Linked DNA regions of Homo sapiens: region 2 is linked to region 1. A link is a loop called in an ENCODE intact Hi-C map of the cell type or tissue named here. Cell type or tissue: IMR-90. All regions are shown on one strand.

Region 1 (8,000 bases):
TCCAGTTAAAATGGCTTTTATCCAAAAGGCAATAACAAATGCTGGTGAGGATGTGGAGAAAAGGGACCCCTCGTATACTCTCAGTGGGAATGTAAATTAGTGCAACCACTATGGAGAACAGTTTGGAGGCTCCTCAAAAAACTAAAAATAGACATATCTTACCATTCAGCAATGTGACTCCTGAGTACATTCCCAAAAGAATATCAGTATACCAAAGAGATATCTGCACTCGCAGATTTATTGTAGCACTATTCATAACAGCCAAGATTTGGAAGCAACCTCAGGGTCCATCAACAGATGAATGAATAAAGAAAATATGGTACATACACACAATGAAATACTATTCCGTCATAAAAAAAAGAATGAGATTCTGTCATTTTTAACAACATGAATGGAACTGGAGGTCATGATGTTAAATTAGATAAGCCAGGCACAGAAAGACAAAAAGCACATGTTCTCACTTATCTGTGGGAGCTAAAACTTAAAACAATTGAACTCATGGAGATAGAGAAAAGGATGGTTACCAGAAGCTGGGAAGGGTAGTGGAAGAGGACTATTGAAAAAACTGGATATCCATATGCTGAATGAAACTAGACTGCTATCTTTCACCATATACAAAACCCAGTACAGCCTCTGGTTGTACTAATTTACATTCCCACCAAGAGTGTACAAGAGGTCTCTTTTCTCCACATCCTCACCAGCATTTGCTACTGCCTATCTTTTGGATAAAAAAAGCCTTTTTAACTGGAAATGGTGGGGAGGGGGGAAGTAGGGATGGTTAATGGGTACAAAAACTAGTTTGAAAGAATAAAGAAGACCTAGTATTTGCCAGTATAACAGGGTGATATAGTAAAAAATAATTTAATTGTTCATTTAAAAATAACTAAATGAGTAAATTGGATTGTTTGAAACACAAAGGGTAAACACTTGAGGTAATGGATACCCTATTTACTCTGATGTGACTACTATGCATTGCATGTTTGTATCAAAATACCTCATGTGGCCAGGTGCAGTGGCTCATGCTGTAATCTCAGCACTTTGGGAGGCCAAGGCAGGAGGATCACTTGAGCTCAGGAGTTCGAGACCAGCCTGGGCAACATGGTGAAACCCTGTCTCTACAAAAAAATACCAAAATTATCCGATGTGGTGGCACATGCCTGTAGTCCTGGCTACTTGGGAAGCTGAAGCAAGAGAATCACTTGAGACCGGCAGGCGGAGGTTGCAGTGAGCCGAGATCACATCATTGCACTACAGCCTGGGTGACGGAAGTGAAACTCTGTCTAAAAAAAAAAAAAAAACAAAAGCTCATGTAACCCATAAATATATTCATCTACTATGTACCCAGAAAAATTAGAAATTAAAAACTTTTTTTAAACCAGGCTGGGCACGGTGGCTTATGCCTGTAATCCCAGTACTTTGGGAGGCCGAGGCAGGCGGATCACTTGAGGTCAGGAGTTCGAGACCAGCCTGGCCAACATGGTGAAACCTTGTGTCTACTAAAAATACAAAAAAAAAAAAAAAAAAAAGCCAGGTGTAGTAGTGAGCGCCTGTAATCCCAGCTACTTGGGAGGCTGAGGCAGGAGAATTGCTTGAACCCGGGAGGCGGAGGTTGCAGAGAGCTGAGATCACAGCAACAGAGTGAGACCCATCTCAAAAACAAAACAAAAAAACCCATATAAGTAATAAGAATAGTAACTAACATTTGTTGGATGCTTACCATGGACTAAATAATATACACAAAGCACTATCAAATCATGTCTCATTCAGTCCTCACAATAACTGTCTGCAGCAGATGCTACTATGAGCTACATTTTATGCATGCAGAAACCGAAGAACAGAGAAGTTAACCTATGTCAGTAAGAAATCAACCAATGATTTGAAGCTGGGCAGGCTGACCTTCCAGAATGGACATGCTTTATAACAAGTTTCACCCTGGATTAAGCACGTGAACTGAACTTCGGCCACACTAGTCTCAGCAAGATGTAAACTTTTAGCAGTGGACTCAAAATGCTGTATGCATAATGACTGAACAATAAAACAGAACAATCCAGTAAATCCTCAGCTCACAAATCACCCTGCCCTGTACCAGCAAAAAATGGAAAAATGTGTATGAACATATACTACCTTTGACTGATCTAGATTTTATTTCAAGTATCACCCTTATTATAAAACATACTCACAAACATTTCCAGTAGTGCATCTGTTATTATTTGAACTATGTCTTGTGCATGTGTGCTAGCTAGTGGGATGCTCTCTATTTTGCCTTCTGTGTGTCTGGCAAGCAGCAGGGCTGGAAGACTTGCAGCATATTTGGTTGACCTATGGAGAAAGGCAGTATTAAAATTCACGATCAAAATCTAGCATGTCAAAAACATGAAAATCTAGGCTAGGAGGTCACAGTGTGAGGCAGCAAATGGGAATTCCTACTGCTAAGGAAAAAAATGAACTCCATTTCCAGGCAAACTTATCTTCTATGACAACCTACATTAAAAGAAAGAAACAGGTAATGATCTATAACAAACTAGATTTTTAAAAAGCAACAAGGCAGTAATCTAGCCATATTTTTTTCTATACAACTTACTCAACAAGAAAATAAATCAGATTTGGAACACAGTGAATGGTTCTCGACCTTTCTGGACTTGCTCACCACAATGCTGAGTAAGAAAATGGGCATTTATGAGAAACCTACTATCTGCCAGGCACTATACTAGGTATTTCAATTATGTTTTTATTTAACTTTCAGAATGAAAGTGGCCATTATGACCTCATTTTGCAGATTAAGAAATAGGACTGAGAGAGTGATAAATGGCAGACACAGACTTCAAATGAGGTGTCCCTGACACAGTCTGTTCCTGACATAGTCTGTACTCTCTCCACTGAAACAAGAGCCCAAATCCACCCTCCCACAATCCCTTTCGCTAACTAAACCTAAAAGAAAATTATCTAAATAGAAGAAAGCTTTGTGTAAAATTACTAGTGAAGTAGTCATGTATAATAACTTAATTCATGCCAGAACAAAGTATAGACATTATAACAACATAAGCATTAGTTGAGAGGCCAGTTTTCAGGTCACTTAAAGGAACCTCTTAGTTGACCAGTTGGTTATAAACAAAACACACTCTGAAAACTACTGGTCTAGCTCTTTGGACCACAGCTAGACGCACAATGACAGCAGAGTAGAAGATCATGGGTGATTACCCATTGTCAGATGGACAGTCCTCATATTTCCTTCTTTAATATATACTTTATGAAAATCAGTGATTTCACAAATAGAACAAAAGCCTGATCACCAAGAGCATATGTCACCAGTGTTCAAGATGAAAGATTTAAGCTTAGAAATCACAATTAGGAATTTATAGTCAGAAGCTAAGAAAGACAAACTACTGGGGCTTAGTAAGTACACCTATACCTGAAAATGGGCCATAGAGAATGTGATATGTATTAATAATAATCTCCAAATTTGCAGTTCAGTCCTTCATTCTATAGCAACTAAAATATTTTGGTAGTCCATAGAAGTCCCACCTTCTACAGATAAGGTAATTTAAGAAGCTAAAAAAGCACTGATTTTTATACACACACGTACCCACTCACCCACCCAGGGGGTAAATAAAACCTCAGATGCTCAAAAAGAAAAATTTATCCCAAACTATGATAACTCCAAAGAACCACATTGTAGGTAATAGAACCCAAAGAGGAAAATTTTTATAGGAGGATGGTGAAGTACGAATCCAAGACTGCCCCATGGGGTCTTTGGTCTAAAATAAAAGAATAGCTAAAGAATCTAAAGTATTTCCCAGGTACTTTATTTCCTAGAAGGAAATAAAAAAAATTTCTTTAGATTGCTACCTTATTTTCCTCCATCAGCTGTGTAAATATAAGCAATTATTAGATAACATTATTTTGCATAATTTCTCCCTCCCTAAAATTAAAAGAGCAATAAACTTACAGTAGCAAAACATCTTCTTCAGAATAAATTCCAGTGATAACATATCCTTTTAGGTAGTTTCCTGCTTCACTAAAATCTTCTTTTGCTATAAATACATAGAGAAGACAAAAATCTGAAACCTTTATAATTATGTATGCTATTCAACTGATGAAGAGATTTATAGGTGGTAGTATTTCATTATTAATTAATTACAAAAATATTTAAGTGCAGATGTCTTATATAATTTAGTGGTTCCAAAATAAATCTGTATTCTCTTTATGACATGGGATTACTAAAGAAATGTCAATTGATATAATGCAACATGGCTTCCAAAACAAATGTACTCTAAATGTAATTCATAAGCTTTATAGCACTCTAATCATAATTACTGAATAAATACTTTTTGCCTTTTAATTTACTCCTATGGCAGAGTAAATGGAGACAGCTGTCTTATGTGTAGCCTGAAAAGAGAAGTAGGTATGTGAAATGATATGCACATTATAACCATAAAATCTGAAAGTATCTATATGCATAAAAAATAGCAGACTGAAAATTCTAGCCCTCTAACAGTGTCTGTGTTAGGGTTGTGCAAGTAGAAGGGATTCTGTGTCTTTTAAAAAACAATTCCTACATTTTCTCTAATGTGTTTTCATTAGTTTTGAACTTTGATTAATTTGTATTGTCTTTTCTCATTTGTTAGGATACACATATTCAAAATACAAGCTATTTCTACAAATTTCTGAATACATTTTCATTAATAATAGCATACTGTGGATCTTGTTAATAATGACTATCCTATAACCAAGAAGCAAGTCTGAATTAAATCATTGTAGACTAATGAGAAAAGCACAGAGGTGGACTTATAGGTCAAATTCTTGCCAAGTGAAGGCCAAATGATAATTCAATTCATACATGAAAGATTCACAGCAGTCAAACAGAAAAACACTCATGGAAGAATGAGTCACATAGTACCTACTAGGCTAGGCATGCTGAACCCAAAGATCTGTACCTCAGCAGTCAGCACTACATTCATGATGTAAGCATTCAACATTGTCAACATTGGGTAACCACAAGATTATTTTCTTTAAAAAGGGTACATACTTTCCCTAAGATTGAGCAATACTGTCTGTAGGAAAGCAAACTTACTAGAGTAGCTCAGTAGGCAGCATGGGGAGCTCATTTACAATCACAGATTTAATGAGACAACTGGCCAGGTGCGGTAGCTCACGCCTGTAATCCCAGCACTTTGGGAGGCGAGGTGGGTGGATCACTTGAGGACAGGAGTTTGAGATTAGCCTGGCCAACATGGTGAAACCCCATCTCTACTAAAATACAAAAATTAGCTGGGCATGGTGGCATGTGCCTGTAGTCCCAGCTACTCAGGAGGCTGAGGCATGAGAATCGCTTGAATTTGGGAGAAGGAGATTGCACTGAGCTGAGATCATGCCAGCCTGGGCCACAGAGCGAGACTCTGTCTCAAAAAAAATAAAAAGAGAGACGAGAGACAGAGAGAAAATTTATTAAAATATTTTTTTAGCCCATGCTACATCAAAGTAGAAAAGACACATGAGATTATAAACTAGAAAGGACTGTGTGTCTGTACTTTCATTTCTAAGAGTGAACAGAGTGAAATTCCAGTCAATGGATAAACTATATCTAAAGCAATGACATAACAGAATCTGTTTCAGCTTCTTTTCATTTTAGGTAAGTAGCAATAGAAAAGTACACCATTATTTCCATATAATTTCCTCATACAAAAGACTCTCTACTTATGAATATGTCTCTTAAAAAGTCTCTTCGTAAATCCATGTGTTTGTAAATCCTAAGTGACTCACAGGATGGGAAAATATATGACTGTAGATCTCAGATGCATATCCATTTCCACTAAACTAGAATACATATTTTCCTCTGAACATTCAAAACCAGGCATATTCTCCTCCTTGGTAAAAACTGTATATATGCCAAAATATATGGCAACCTCAAATACAAGAAAGTACTCAATTATCTGAATAAAAATATGCACAAAAAGCTTTTCAGCTACTATAAATATATTTTAATTGCATAAAATAAACATATTTATTTAGCAATATTATTTTTTCTACTATCACATCTTATTGAATAATTATTTTTATAGACACACACACATACATACATCTGTTTTTTAGCTCTGTCAGCAGGGAGAGCTGAGAAGCAAGAAAACCCCAGTAACTAAAAGCACTCCTAACCCCTATATTATACAAACTAGAAAACCTGAAAGAGATGGATAAACTCCTGGACACATACACACTACCAAGACTGAACCAGGAAGAAATTGATTCCCTGAACAGACCAGTAACAAGTTCTGAACTTGAATCAGTAATAAATAGCCTACCAACCAAAAAAAGCCCAGGACCTGATGGATTCACAGCCAAATTCTACCAGACATACAAAGAAGAGCTGATACCATTCCTATTGAAACTATTCCCAAAAATTAAGGAGGCGGGACTCCTCCCCAGCTCATTCTATGAAGCCAGCATCATCCTGATACCATAACCTGGCAGAGACACAACAAAAGAAGAAAATTTCAGGCCAGTATTCCTGATCAACATTGAAAATCCTCAACAAAGTATGCAAACTAAATCCAGTAGCACATCAAAAAGCTAATCTACCACAATCAAGTAGGCTTCATCCCTGGGATGCAAGGTTAGTTCAACATATGCAAATCAATAAATGTGATTTATCTCATAAACAGAACTAAAGACAAAAATCACATGATTATCTCAGTAGATGTAGAAAAGGCCTTCAATAAAATACCCCTTCATGTTAAAAACTCTCAATATACTAGGTACTGAAGAAACACACCTCAATAAGAGCCATCTATGACAAACCCACAGTCAACATCATACTGAATGGGCAAACGTTGGAAGTAATCCCCTTGAAAACTGGCACAAGACAAGGACACCCTCTTTCACCACTCTTACCCAATGCAGTCTTGGAAGTCCTAGCTGGAGAAATCAGGCAAGAGAAAGAAAAAAAGAGCATCCAGGCTGGGCACAGTGGCTCACTCCTGTAATCTCAGCACTTTGGGAGGCCGAGGTGGGAGGATAACGTGAGCTCAGGAGTTTGAGACCAGCCTGGGTAACACGGCTAAACCCCATCTCTACTAAAAATGCAAAAATTAGATCTCTGCAAGGAGAATTATAAAACACTGTTCAAAGAAATCAGAGAAAACACAAACAAATAGAAAAACATCCCAAGCTCATGAATGGGAAAAAACAATATCATTAAAATGGCCATACTGCCCAAAGCAATCTATAGATTCAATGCTATTCCTATCAAACTACCAATGATATTTTTCACAGAACTAGAAAAAAAGTATTTCAAAAATCGTATGAAAGTCAAAGAAGGTTGAACATTATCTTCTGACAATGTTTTTCATGTAATTTTCCATAATAAATTAACCTGTTCATTATCTCTCTTTTGGATGTTGCAGGGGCCCTCTGTAACATTTGAAAGTTACTTTGAGGTCAAAAAGACTTAATTTTGAACTTGATTTTGGGAAGCCTATTAAATATGTCAAAAGTTTAAAACACTTATCAAAATAGATCACAGGTCACTGTAAAATAAATCATTTATTTAGCCAAAGTGATAATTAAGAGGTTTTAAAAAGCAAAGACCTTTATTTGTTGATTAAAAAAGGACTCAGAATATGTCTATAGAATATGTCTCTTCTTTCTCCCTTTTTTGAGAGTTTATTCAAAACGTGAATGAAAGTGTTTTATTGTGTCTTATTAGTATTACATGAAATTTATGTGCAAAAGAGAAAACTAAATTTGTATTCTTTTATTAGTGTATTATCAATTCTAAAGCTGATTTTAATAAAAACTTATATACAAATCTCATTTCAGTCAGCTTTTAATCACACAAGATTTTAAAATAAACTTTGTAATCTCATAACAATTTTGAAGTTTTCTAACTTTCTACAATTTATTTAGTTTTATCTATATCTTTTAGTTCTTTTAATTTGAAACAATCTTTAAATAACTTCTTTTTTTCTCACATTTTTATGCCTTTATAACTTTCCTCACCAAAAATA
Region 2 (8,000 bases), 460 kb before region 1:
CTCTAGAAACATGAAGTTTCTTAAATAAATAATGATGTAAATATTTCGCTTTCCCTTTATGGCCCAAATCAGAATTTTTGTTAAACACAGTACTATTTCTTATATTAAAAGAAGACATTGGCTAGGTGTGATGGCTAACACCTATAATGCCAGCACTTTGGGAGGCTGAGGTGGCAGATCATTTGAGCTCAGGAGTTCTGACAGCAGCCTGGGCAACATGATGAAACCCTGTCTCTACAAGAAAATAGAAAGTTATCTGGGTGTGCTGGCCTGTGTCTGTAGTGTCAGCTAATTGGGAGGCTGAGGTTCTCCAGCCTGGGCGACAGAGTGACACCTTGTCTCAAAAAAAGACATTATTGAGATGCTTGAAAACCAAGACTGTCGTGTTTATGCTTATATTTAATGTAAACAGATATCCCTTGTTGTATGCTAGGGAAATAGTCCTTAAATGATCTCTGGTATATCATATTTTTGTGCCTTGAATCATTTTCCCATTGATTTAGTTTTAGTAACACTTTTGCATAAAAAAGAATTCTCAGATTAGAATAAAAATGCTTTTAGTGTCATTTCTTACATTAAACATTTTCATCAGTTATATTTGATGAGTGAGATATTTTTCTTGAAAAAGGCTAAGTTTTTCATTTGCGAGAGCAGTGTGATTAGGCACTTTCTCCCTAGAATCAGTGATTTTATAAATTAGGGATTGTATAAATTACATCATTGTTATTAACCTTTCCGTGTCTCAATTTTTTCATCAATAAGTGAGGGTAACAATGATACCTATCTCATAAGTGTGGCTTTGTTTTTAATGAGTAATTGTTCACAGAAGTCCCTGGCGCATAGCAAGTGTGATAAGCTTATTACTGCCAATGCCTCTATACTACTACTATTAATACTACTGTATTCTTTTCCTTTGCTCTTAGAAAATATTTTTAAAATTTTCAGTGGACTTCTTAAAACTTTGAAATATATTTTTAGGATTTTATGTTTGTTTATATTACATTTTATGGTCTATTCATGTGTACAAGACAGTACAGAATTCTGCATGTAGAAAGGTATCTGGAGAATATAAAAAATTGTCTAGGCTGGGCACGGTGGCTCATGCCTATAATCCAAGCAGTTTGGGAAGCCAAGATGGGTGGATCACCTGAGGTCAGGGGTTCGAGACCAGCCGGGCCAACGTGGCGAAACCCCGTCTCTACTAAAAACACAAAATTAGCCAGGTGTGGTGGCGCATGTGTGTAATCTCAGCTGCCCAGGGGGCTGAGCCAGGAGAATCATTTGAACTCAGGAGGCGGAGGTTGCAGTGAGCCAAGATTGTGCCATTGCACTCCAGCCTGGGCAACAGAACAAGACTCTGTCTCAAAAAAAAGAAATATGTATGTATGTGTGTGTATATATGTACATATACACACACGTATTTCTGATGTGAAACACCTGGAATGACAGTAAGAATAATTTCAACATATCAGAACCTAAACAGTTATTATCCTTCAAGTTGATTTTATTATAATCTTATATTACATATAATTAATGTTACATATAATACTATTATATGCAACATTTATTTGAATATACAGCTTCTGACATTTATTTAAATTACTTGGTTACACCCTACATGTATGTTACATGGCTACTCTTTTCAGTGGCATTTCCATAATATGAAAGTTAAGGTTTAGATAGATAATGATTTATTGTATATCCTTTTTAAAGTTATTCTTTTTAGTTAATTGCTCTATGTGTATTGAGACTAGGAATCAGAAAGCTTAGATTCTAGTCCCAGGTGTAAGTTGTGTAACCCTTGGCAAGTGTCAATCTCTAGGCCTCAGCTTTCTCATCTATAAAATGAGGAAGTTGTCGTATTCTATTTTTTTTCTTAAGATGATACACTTAAATGTTCCCTTCTGTTGGGTTATATAATTGCATCAAAAGTGTAGTAATGTTATTAAAAAATTGTTAGAGATCCAAACTAAGGTCTCTTTCAACTCTCCCATTCTTTTTTCTGTGACTTTATGGTAATAATGAAACTGGTGGTTTTCTTTTCTTCCCCCTCACAGTATCTCAGAGATGTTAACTGTCCTTTCAAGATTCAAGATCGACAAGAAGCTATTGACTGGCTTCTTGGTTTAGCTGTTAGACTTGAATATGGAGATAATGGTACGTTTTGTGGGGAATGTGTATTTTAAAGAGAGAGGAAAGATGGGAAAGGGAGTGTGAAAATGTAGGGAACTTTGCAGTTTGTTTTGTCTAGTACTATTTTACCTTTGGTTTATTCTTATCACAAGTTAAAAGCACTTTTATTGTCTTTCATTGGTGTTTATATATTTCTGTTAGAATTTGGAAATGGTGCCCTCTGGAGAAGGCTAATTGACTGTCTTCTCACAGAGTAACACTACTTTGATAATATGGTCTGCACCTTAGCCTTTCAAATTAAATTGTTTTTAGTGTCCCAGAATTGATGGGACTTTGAAGTGTTGTTGCAGTAGGTAATTTCTCAAAAGACTGAAACATGTCTAATGCCAATATACATTAATACTCTATAGGCCAGAATATATTACTTATGTTTACTGTCTTAGCACAGATACTTCTATGGTTGGAAGCTTCTGAATGTTAGTACCTATAGTAAAAACAATTTTTCTTTAAACGGGTGTTTTCTCTTATTAGACCATTTCATTTTGAAAGGCCTGCCAACATCTAAATGCAAGATTTGATTATCTTATCTGCATCCCCTGCATTTTGTGTTTTTCGGTTAGTTACAGTCTTCTTAATTATTTACTTTGGAAGCCTTTTTATATCTTGGCTTATCCCTTTCCCTTCATCCCACCTACACTGACTTTTTCTCATGTTTGTTGTATCTTCATTCCCATTGGCATAATCCTAATTCAGGCTCTTGTCACTTTCTGCCAGGAGTATTATAATATCTCCCATTAGTGTCACCTTCTGTTCTTAACTGCATGGCCAACCAAGCTAACTTTCTGAAACGTTAATCTATTTTAGGATGCCACTTACTCCTTGTTTCCAAAGAACAGTTCCAGTTACATATTCATATTAATAAACATACATATCCATAAACACTAATTTCCCATTTTCTATAAAAAGAATTTTAAGCTCCTTAGCATGGTAGTTAATGATGACTGATATCCAACCTGTATTCACATCTTGACATCCCAGCTAAATTAGAATAATAGTGCTTCCTGTTTATATCCCATTTCCCCCTCTGTTTCTTTGTTCACACTTTTCCCTTGGCTAATATACCATTTCATTCTATCTACACATCTAAATCCTACCCATCTTTTTAAGATCCATCTCATATGCTGTCTTATGTCTTAGCAGCAGTATAATTTCCCTCTGAACTTCCATAGCTTTTAACCCTATACATTTTAAGTCATTAACCACTTTCCATTTTGCTTCTATGTCTTATTCGTCCCAGTAATTTGTAAACTGATACTCAGCTTTGATTCCTACATGGTACCTCTCTTAGCTTCCAATTGATGCTGTAACAAATTACTACAAACTCAGTGACTGAAAACACAATTTATTATTTTAGAATGAGAAGGCCAACATTAGCCTCACTGGGTTCATGTCAAGTTGTCAGCAAGGCAGGTTCCTTTTGGAGGCTCTCGGGGGAATCTGTTTCTTTCCTTTTTTAACTTCTAGAGGCTGCCTGAATTCCTTGACTCTGGCCCCTTCTTCCTTCTTCAAGTCTAGCAGCATAGCATTTTCCAGTCTCTTATCTGATTCTGCTTCCATTGTCATAACTTTGTCTCTGGCTCTGATCCTCCTGAGCCCACCTGGATAATCCAGGATAATCCCCTATCTCAAGATCCTTAATTTTATCATATTTGCAAATCTTGCCATGTAAGGTAACACATACACAGGTTCCAGGGATCAGGACATGGACATCTTGGGGGGTACAGGTCAATATTGTGTCTGTCACAGTACCTGACATAGTTTCTTGCACACAACAGGTGCTTATCAATTTCAGTAATGTGTGGCGAATGCAGTATATGTGAGTGTTTACATACACTGATTTGGAGCATCAGCCAATTTTTTGCTGATGCCTCAGACTTAAATTTCAGAAGCCTTATGGCAAAAATCTTAAGGAAAGCTCAATTTGAGACTTCGTTTACTTTTCCATTTAATTTAAAAAAAAAAAACTTTTCTTTCTTTAGAAAATACATGTATTCATAAGCCTTATGGCTTTAGTGTAGTATTGATTTTAGGGCCTTTAACAAGGTCTTTTTATCTACCCTGCTCTGGATTGGTAGGAATTGTATATGAGCCAATTTGTAGCTTATCAAAACTGTTTTTCATTTATTCCCAAATTCTTACATCTCAGTTTATTTGTTTTATTCTATTTGTTCCATTTTTATAACCCGTTAACCTTCAATGGTAGATGCATATGGTCATGTATACCTGCAGTTGACTTTAGTAAGTACATGTATTTCTCAGTAATAGCATGTTCTTTTAGTGAATAAAAGAAGCTTGTGTGTGGAATGTAAATTTTTCAATATTGAAAAAGGAAGTCAACATATACTTGAAGGTGAATGGTATCAAAAGTATATTAAAAGTCTAAGCTAGAAAACAAGTTTTGTTTATTAAAATTCAGAATTGCAAAAACAGACTTGAAAATTGGTCAAATAATACTGTCTCTAATCGGTAGGAGGCGCTGATGTTCTTTTGTGGTTTTACATTGATATGTTGCCTCCTTGACTTTTAAGTTACTTATTTTAAAATTTGCTGAAACCATTGTGAGTTTTTATTATTTGCGCTCTACTATTTTTTGAAGCCTTTTGGTAGCTTGTCAACATGATCAATAACTGAAATTTTTTAAATGTATAATTTCAGATGTATAGAAAAATTACAAAATAGTACAAAGATTTTCATATACCTCAAGTCTACAAATGTAGCGTGTTACCTCATTTGCTTCATCCTTCTCTCTACACAGAGGCACACACCATTTTTTTCCAAACCATTTGATAGTAAATTATAGATGATTCCTTTTTACTCTTAAACACTTTAAAGTGCATTTCCTAAAAACAACTTTGTCTTATATAACCACAGTACAGTGATCAAAATCAGGAAGTTATCTTTGATATACTATTATTTATTCACATTTTACCAAACCCCCCACTTCTCTCGAAAGAAAAAAATAACCCAGAGCAATCCTGGATTATGCACCGCATTAGTTGTTACATCTGTCTTAGTATCTTAAAATCTGGAACAGTTCCTGTCTTTATTTGTGCTTCATGACCCTGACATTTATTTTGTAGAGTGTCCCTCAATTTGGATTTATATGATGTTTCCTCATGATTAGATTTGGGGTTTATACTTTTGTTAGGAGTAACACAGAAGTGATGTGTTCTTTTTAGTGCATCATATTAGGAGATACGTGATAGCGATATGTCCCATTACTAGTTATGTTACTTTGATCACTAGGTTATGGTTTCTCCACTGTAAAGTTACTATTTTCCTCTTTGTAATAAATATATCTTGTGGGGAGGTACTTTGAGACTGTATCAATTATGTTTTTGCGCCTCAAGTTTCCCCCACTAGTTTTAGCAACCATATGATGATTCTTGCCTCAGTCATTTATTATGTTAATCGACAAAAGGTGTTCTCTAATTTCATCATTTTTTCTACATTTATTTGTTGGCTTTCTCTTGTAAGTTTTCCCATCTCTAATTTACTTGTTTAAATCAGTATAGATACATGGATTTTTATTTTATTCAATGGATTATAATCCTTTCTGTCATCACGTATTTTGCTGTTGATACTGTTCCAGATTTGGCCAGTGGAAGCCTTTTTAACTCTGACTTAAATTTTATGCTTTTATTTTTTCCTCGTTTCATTAACAGATCCCATAAGCACTGTATAGCCTAAGATGCCATTTTGAACATTAAGTTTAGTGAATTATTAATAAGTGTTTTTATTTTTGAATTCCTTTGAAGTATTGTTTTTCAAATGAAAATAATAAAATCTACCTTTGGAATTCTGAATTTCAAGTTTCCATGAAATAAGTTTGAGGTTTGTATATGATGGTGTATTTGATGTATTGATTTTTTTGGGGAAAGCAAGGTTTTTGGATTTTATGTACAGCATTCAAAAGAAGATGGGGGGAAGCGTACTTTTTAATGAGTTTGTATTTAATCTTACGTAACCTATACTTAACCCTCCTCCCATTCTTCTACCCCAGATTTCAGAGGAAGCTGTAAAAGCAGATTTTTACCTTCCTAAAATTTACATGTTTGAAATGATTGCCTTTAGAAATGTTAATGAAAAGATATTTGTGTCACATAGTCCAGTAATTGCTTTAGCTTAATCAAAAAGATAGTTACATTGTCTTTTTACATTTTCTATAGCAAAAATTAAGCTTGATTGAATGAATTGTTTTATGCTTATACAGGTTAAGCATCCCTAATCCGAGAATCTGAAATCCTAAATGCTCCAAAATCCAAAACTTTTTGAGCACTGACATGAGGACACAAGTAGAAATTTCCACACATAAGCACTTAACACAAACTTTATTTCATGCACAAAATTATTAAAAATATTATATGAAATTACCTTCAGGCTATGTGTATAAGTTGTACATTGAACATAAAAATGAATTTTGTGTTTAGACTTCAGTCCCATCCCCAAAATATCCCATTTTATATATGCAGATAATCCGAAGTCTGAAAAAATTTAAAATTGGAAATTATTGGCATTTCCAGTAAGGGAAACTCAACCTGTAATCATTTTGGCTCAGTTAAATTTGGTAAATAGCAGTAGTCATTTTACCTTGAGTTGCAGTTGTACAAATTATATTTTTGCCTGTTTTTATAGCTGAAAAATACAAGGATTTAGTACCTGATAATTCAAAAACTGCTGACAATGCAACTAAAAATGCAGAACCATTGATCAATTTGGATGGTGAGTATATAAATGCATAACATTGAACATCAACATTTTTGGTTTTTTAAATGTTTTTTTCTTTGAAGAATGAAGTCCAGGTTTACTTGGTTTTAGTAAATTTAGAAGGATCCATGCAGACAGCATTTATGTTAACATTTTATTCTCTATAATGTTTTTATGATGTGCTTTCTCCTTCCCCTTGCATTTGAATATCTGAATGTTGATTTGATTTGCTTCTAGTAATTTGGAGTTTTGATTTGTATTTAATCATGGGGGTCATTGTTTGCCTTTTTGAATGTGTAAATTTCTTTTAATCCAATGACTCTATCAGACAAGTGGTAAAATTTTCCATTATTTTAAGTCCTGGATATCTTTTAGTAATTTCCCTTTTTAAAAATATGAAGAATCTAATTACCTAAATTATGATGTGTAAAATATTTGTTCACTGGCTAATTCATTGTGACCTATAATTTAGGAGTTAACCCTTTTGAATGAGTGAGCCTCTTGGACACTCCAGAGCTGCTGCTTAGAGAGAAGGTTTTGGGAAAACTATCCATGGAGGGGATCTATGTACTAAAATTAATGGCCTTGGGAAGAAATGTTAATTAAAAGTGCTGTATAATTTAGCCTTGCAGAAAAAGTTACAGGACAAATATAATGTGAGTTAAATTAGTCATTTATTGGATTATTCAGTTTGGCTGATGAAATACAGATACTCCTTGACTTAGGATGAGATCATGTCCCAAAGTCGAAAATATCATAAGTCAAAAATGCATTTAATACCCCGGAAGACCCATTGTAAAGCTGAAAAATTGTAGTTGGAACCACTGTAAGTTCAGATTTTCCTCATCTTGCACTAGGGTTACATCCCACTGAACTCATTGTAAGGTCAAAAAATTACAAGTCTAACCATCCTAAGTTGGGGACCGTCTCATACAGTAATAGGAAAACCATTTTATCTTACCAATTTATTTAATTGTTGATAGTCTACAGGGCTTTCTTTTTTCTCTTGTGAGTAGCAGTTTTAAAAACTAAGAGATTTGTTGCTACCGAAAAGTTAAAAATGTTTTTGTATGTTCACAAATATGTTTGTAATTATACGT

Evidence for each region. A loop is a pair of places that touch in the nucleus more often than their neighbours do. Peaks named below come from ENCODE experiments on the same cell type or tissue, not always from the same donor. Only the 100,000 strongest peaks of a DNase experiment are listed, where the experiment ranks them.
Region 2: it touches region 1 in a loop (4-fold over the local background); 2 of 110 quality-filtered maps call a loop at or near these places.

Annotation. Positions count from the first base shown.
Region 1 is chr14:52,453,144-52,461,143 of GRCh38, forward strand. TXNDC16 (thioredoxin domain containing 16) reads right to left here. Exons shown (of 21, transcript NM_020784.3): 17 at 3,947-4,031; 18 at 2,181-2,319. Among named protein-coding and RNA genes, the nearest start is that of TXNDC16, 95 kb to the right of the region's middle. In IMR-90, no CTCF peak of the experiment used is centred here; DNase peaks (open chromatin) are centred at 2,738, 4,968 and 5,738; H3K27ac peaks cover 2,124 bases.
Region 2 is chr14:51,991,666-51,999,665 of GRCh38, forward strand. It overlaps RTRAF (RNA transcription, translation and transport factor), which reads left to right. Exons shown (of 8, transcript NM_016039.3): 3 at 2,058-2,157; 4 at 6,829-6,915. Among named protein-coding and RNA genes, the nearest start is that of RTRAF, 6.1 kb to the left of the region's middle. In IMR-90, a CTCF peak has its summit at 4,669; a DNase peak (open chromatin) is centred at 4,676.